Linked DNA regions of Homo sapiens: region 1 is linked to region 2. The links are chromatin contacts, found by Hi-C or POLR2A ChIA-PET in ENCODE. All regions are on one chromosome and are shown on one strand. Each heading gives the region's core, a stretch centred on a gene start or an enhancer-like site at or near the end of the contact. The rest is flanking DNA. Distances are from core to core; before and after follow the strand shown.

Region 1 (2,700 bases), core at 27-2,526, 310 kb after region 2:
ACACAATGCAGTAAATATTGTCAGAGATTAAGTCTAAAATATACGGTGTATTTTGGATTTTTTTTTTTTAGGTTTCTAGAAATGCAGATATAAATCTAGTTCGTTTTCACTCTCAGGCATGTTTTAGCAATGTGATGTGGTAGTGCAAAAACTTCTTCCCTGATTTTCTTGTCCTACTTTGTCAAACAGATTCAGCTGTGTGTTTATATTTTCAAGAATTGTAGTAATGTCCTTTCAGTTGCCTAGTTTTTAAGAAAACATCTTTGAAAATAAATACTTGCAATTTTTCCTACTCCTCCCAACATGAGTGTCCACCACGAGTCCCCTTTCGCCAAACACTTCATGTTCCTCTGAGCTGTGCTGCCCCTTCCTTTCCTCTGTACTTCTGCATCCTTAGTGTTTTCTCTTGAATCCTGTCTTCTCCTTCATGGTCTCTGGAGGGGACACTGCAGATGCTTAATTTGTGAGGGGAATCACACAAACATAGTAGACCCTAAAGAAACATCTTAGTTGGATTTTGAAGTGGGCCTAGACTCCGCGTGTTTTTTTCTCAACATCTTTCTTTCCCTTACTCAAAATATCCTGCAGCTGGGGACTTCTCTCACTGGCGCTGTTGGTTGTTTTTTGGTTTGTTTGTGCCTCATCAGCTTCCTCTACCTCATTTTGTGATCATTTTGACCTAAGACCATTGCCCAGTGGCTTCTCATTTCCAAGATCTCTACTTGGGTCCTTTTTCACAAGTCTGTGCTTGTCTCATAACTCCTAGCCTTGTTCATGACTGAAATATTTTTTTATCTCTCTGTGGACATGAAACCTACATATACAGTCCTATTCTCCTTTCCCTGTTAGCTCTGATCCCTCTGATTTGAGTTGTTCTGTCTGTTGAGCCTCTTTTATTTTGTTTCTTTATTTGATGTTCATGGTGGCGTTCTTTGTGAAATGTTTGGTGATTCTGGATTGAACCCATCTCTGTAACGCTGAATGACCATTTGTCTGCTTGTTGCCTGTCCTTGCATTCTGATGGAGGAAGTGGGCGGGAGGTGCTGCTGCTGGAATGTGTGCTGGTTTCGGTAAAAATGGGGAAGGCGTGGAATGTGCTATGGGGCAGTGCTCTGGTCCTGGCTGTGGTGAGTCCTTGATCCTCCCAATGTCACCTGCCTTGAGAACTCTGCCCTGCGAAGCGGATTAAGTCTCCTTCCTAGCCTTAAGCCATGCACTCCATGTCTTTCTGTTTGGTGTAGAGATTTAGCCTTTCTGACTTCTCCCACTGCAATGAGATGACTAATGCTGTGTTGCTTCCAACCATCTCGAGACTTTCATCCCCCTCTTGACATGGGCACTTGCCATGGTTGGTTCTCTCTGCTTGCTATCTTTCAGGGATTATTCAAGTTCCTATTCTTAGTATGTTTCTCTTCCCTTATTTTGTGTGGGTTTGGCTGGGGCAGGGAGTTCAGAAAGGAAGAGAAGATTTTATTTAGCAAGCCACCTAAAACAGGAAGTTGCCTTCTTCGCTGAGTCTGAGACATACTGACTTCCAGAACATCACGAAACCAATAGGATCACAGCCCAGGGCCTGAATCCTCTTGTTTGAACCTTGTTGTAGATGCACAACCTGTGCATTTCAAACGTAGGAAGCAGGGTGCACAGTGGGTACTTGCTCTATATTGAATGAAATTAAGCCAATGTTTCCCACAATGTGTGTGATAGATATTGTGAAAATGTGAAGTAGAGGAGGAGTGAGAGGGAATTCAGTGTGCTGGTGGTATCAAGCGTGCAAACTCTGTTTAAGAACTCCTTTCACAAAAGTTTTAAGATTATCCTTTCTAGCTTAAAAAACCAATATAGACAGAAAAGAAACCCCACTCTGGTGCTTTCTCCCTTCTTCCATTCCTGCCTTGACCATCCCTTCTTCCTCATAGCCTAGAAGCAGCCTCTGGGCCTCCACCTTCCCTTTTGGTTGTCCCCTCACCCTAGTCTAACACTTGCCTCTTTGTAGAGAGGAGCTTGTCGGACACATGGGATTCACGGGCCAGGTGGTTCAGCAGCCCAACAACCTGGATCCTCCTCACCCTCCTCTCCTCATGGCCAGCCCAGCTCAGGGCCGCCTCTGAGAGTCTGGCCTCCACAAAGGAAGATGAAATGTAGAGACGCATTTGCTGCCTCCAAGTAACAGTGCTTCAGGTGTTTACCTTTCCTCAAGTCATAGAACTAGAGAGCAGGGCGAGGCCTTAGGGACTGTCTGTTGACCGATTGACACATTCTTTGTATTTTGAAATGAAGAAACTGACCCTAAACCCGTCAAGTGACTTTCCCAGTAAGTGTGTGGTACCGGCTGAACTCAAGTTCAGATCCTAGGTTAGCAGTCCTATAAATTGAGAAACAGAACCTCACTACTCAAGCCAAGCTGATGTCTACCCCAAACCAAACATCCAAGTATGCACTGGGGTAGGTGCTTTGTGACCAGTTCCCATGGACTCCACTTGAGAGCCCTTCGAATCCTCCCCCGCCCCACACCACCCCCCATCACCCCCTGCCACGAGCTCTGCATCAGCCTCAGAGCCTGGTTTGTTTCTTCAGGGTATTTATGTCAAGGATTCCCAAATTTGTTATTCAGTTCTTTCCCCACTGATTCCCAGCTCCATTCCTCAGCCACACACCAAGCTACACAGTGCCTCATGGACTCCCCTCCTGCAATGGGTT
Region 2 (2,700 bases), core at 69-2,568:
TCCTCCTCCTCCACCTGAGTCTTTCTGCAGAAGCTGTTCTCTCTTCCAGTTGCTAGCACACATATCTGTGCCTTTGGGTTGTGTCTCCTAAATCTTTCTCCCATCAGCCTTTTGCTTGCCATTCAAGCTACCAACATCTTAATGAAGTTCCTCCTGTGTCCCTATTAAATGCAATAGCTTTGTAGCTGGACTCTCGGCCTTCGTTGTTCTCCTTCCATACCCCTGAAATCATCTTCCACATCTGAGATGAGTGGTGTAAATAAAATGCAAAATAAACCATGTTGCTTCTAAATGTCAAACAGTTCTGTGGGGCCACATGGACCATAGGATGATCTCAAGCTTTTCTGGATCTTGGGATCCAGAGAGCCTTGTATCACATGACTTCTTAAATGTCTGCCACTGCCAGTCCTGCCTCTCACTGGAACTGCCAGCAACAGCAAGGGAATTTCCTGAAAGCTCCATGCAATTTTTTCATGTCTCTGCCATTGACATTGTATTGTCTTTGCATAGAATCCCCTCCCCGTGTTCCTTAGCTTGACAAGCTCCTCGTTATCCTGTGATCCCAGGAATGTCTCCACCAGGACACAACCAACACATCACCACCGTGTCACCATGACTGACAACAGGCCCTCCACTGTACTCGCCGGGCACCACATAGCACCTGCCATTGTGCATTGTGACTTCAGTATTACCTGATACATCTTTCTTAGCAGAATCCATTACTTGTGTACAAGAAGCGTTGATGGTACTGTTCATATGAGATAAAGGTGCCATAAGCTAAATGTGTTCAATTAGGTATTAGAATTGTACATGCTTGGTCATATAGTCACTCAACCAAGTCTGTTAAGGGTTTACTATGTGCCTTATATTCTAGTAGGTTCTGGGTATTGTAGTGGCAAAGTGGTTCTTGGTTAGGCGTCCAGGTCATGTATCATGTAGTACATGACGGTGGACACACACTTGCCACGCAGTCACCAGGACTGTGGACATTGTCTGAAAATAGTGGCAGAGCAGCAGATAATTCTGGATTCTCACCGGCAGGGGTCAGTGCAGCTAAGCAGACGCCGCACAGCCGGCTAACTTGGAAAGACATTAGGAGCTTGGTCTTGAATTAATACCATTCTAAACGTTTTCTATTTATATGTGAAAATTCACATTTCTTTGCCTTTTGGGACCAGGCTAGATCTATTCATTCTCCTTTAATGGCTTTGTAAACACTGTGCCTTCCATGACCTGCCCCCTCCTCCCTGTGCCCATCCACTGCCTCTTACTCCATGAAGTGATTTTATTTTGAATGTATTCGTTTCCTATAAGAAGAGAGCCTCTGAGTGAATCACACATCGGTTCAAATGACCTTCTGTTTTGAGAATGTTCCCAGGGGGGTGCAATTCTTTTAATTTATTTAATCCGATGTGCTTTTTCAGAATGGCTCTCCTCTGCAAAACAGATGGGAGGGGACTGCCTGGCACTACTTCTCTTTCTCTCCACTACCCTGGAGGCTTGGCCTCTGGGCAGAAAGCTTGCAGGAGTGTATGGGACTGGACGGTTCCCAGTGCCAGGCGGCCCTGCTTTCCTCACAGCATGGGGGCTTTTGACATCAGAGGGGCCCCGGCTCGGCCTTTCTCTTGGGTGTACCTCTGTGGCCTGCCTCCTCATTTTGTTCACACAGAAAAGAAAGGACATAGAGTAGCATATGTCCTCAGCACTTAGATCATGACCATTGCACTTAAATAATCAACACTCTTTGGGCACTGTGATAAATCAACAGTTGAAACAGGAGTGGGCACTGGAGAAGCTACAACAGATGCAGCCAACTTTACTTCCGGATGAAGTTGTTCTGAATCAACTCAGTACTGGAAATCATAAAGTGATCAGGAGTGTGGCAGTACAGATCACAGGGACCTGGGTTTCAACCCTGGCTTAGCCACTTCCTAAGAATGTGAGCTTGGACCGATGAAGATGTATAAGCCACACTTTCCTGGCATGTAATAAGGGAATGATACAGATATCCACTCCCAGGGCTGCTATGAAGAGGAAATGACATAGAGCTTACAAAGTGCTCAGAGCTGTGTCTGGCACAGAGTGAGCATCTAAAAATGGCAAGAAGAATGCATGTCATTATGACATTTACAGGCTATATGCTACAGGCAAATCATTATTTTTCTTTTAATAATTGAAGGAATTTGACTTGTTAGGTGGTCCCTACCTTGATCCCTTAGCCCCTGGGACACACCTCTGTTGTTGACGTATGTCCCTGCATTGTCACTGTTTTTTTGTTTGTTTTCTTTTGTTTTGTTTGACATGGAATTTTGCTCTTGTCACCCAGGCTGGAGTGCAATGGCATGGTCTCAGCTCACTGCAACCTCTGCCTTCCAGGTTCAAGAGATTCTCCTGCTTCAGCCTCCCAAGTAGCTGGGATGACAGGTGCCCACCACCATGCTCAGATAATTTTTTCTATTTTTAGTAGAGACAGGGTTTCACTATGCTGGTCAGGCTGGTCTCAAACTCCTAACCTCAGGTGATTTGCCCTCCTCAGCCTCCCAAAGTGCTGGGATTACAGGCATCATCGTTTTATGTAGAGGATACCAGGACATTTCCCTGTCAGCTGTGCAGGGCAGACACCGAATCTTAAACATTTCTGTGTTTCTCGCATTGGGCAGAGTTCCTGGATGCAGCAGTTGCTCCGAGAATGCCAGATGA

The links. Hi-C counts contacts between places; a loop is a spot of excess contacts on that map. ChIA-PET counts read pairs that join two places held with the same protein, here RNA polymerase II (POLR2A). Pooled maps may share reads with other maps.
Region 1: a loop to region 2 is called in a map of chondrocyte, with 2.5 times the contacts of the local background. The contact joins two enhancer-like sites. A Hi-C loop is called at or near these places in 2 of 168 maps with a recorded cell type or tissue (IMR-90 and chondrocyte) and 3 of 50 pooled maps. POLR2A ChIA-PET finds 5 or more read pairs at or near these places in 2 of 52 experiments (AG04449 and IMR-90).

Annotation. Positions count from the first base shown.
Region 1 is chr11:132,057,220-132,059,919 of GRCh38, forward strand. The region is part of intron 2 of NTM (neurotrimin); the gene reads left to right. Among named protein-coding and RNA genes, the nearest start is that of NTM-AS3, 160 kb to the left of the region's middle. Within about 2 kb of position 1,277, at least 6 of the 41 ENCODE cell types and tissues checked have a DNase peak (open chromatin) inside an H3K27ac peak, as active enhancers do.
Region 2 is chr11:131,747,318-131,750,017 of GRCh38, forward strand. The region is part of intron 1 of NTM (neurotrimin); the gene reads left to right. Among named protein-coding and RNA genes, the nearest start is that of NTM-AS1, 85 kb to the left of the region's middle. Within about 2 kb of position 1,319, at least 2 of the 41 ENCODE cell types and tissues checked have a DNase peak (open chromatin) inside an H3K27ac peak, as active enhancers do.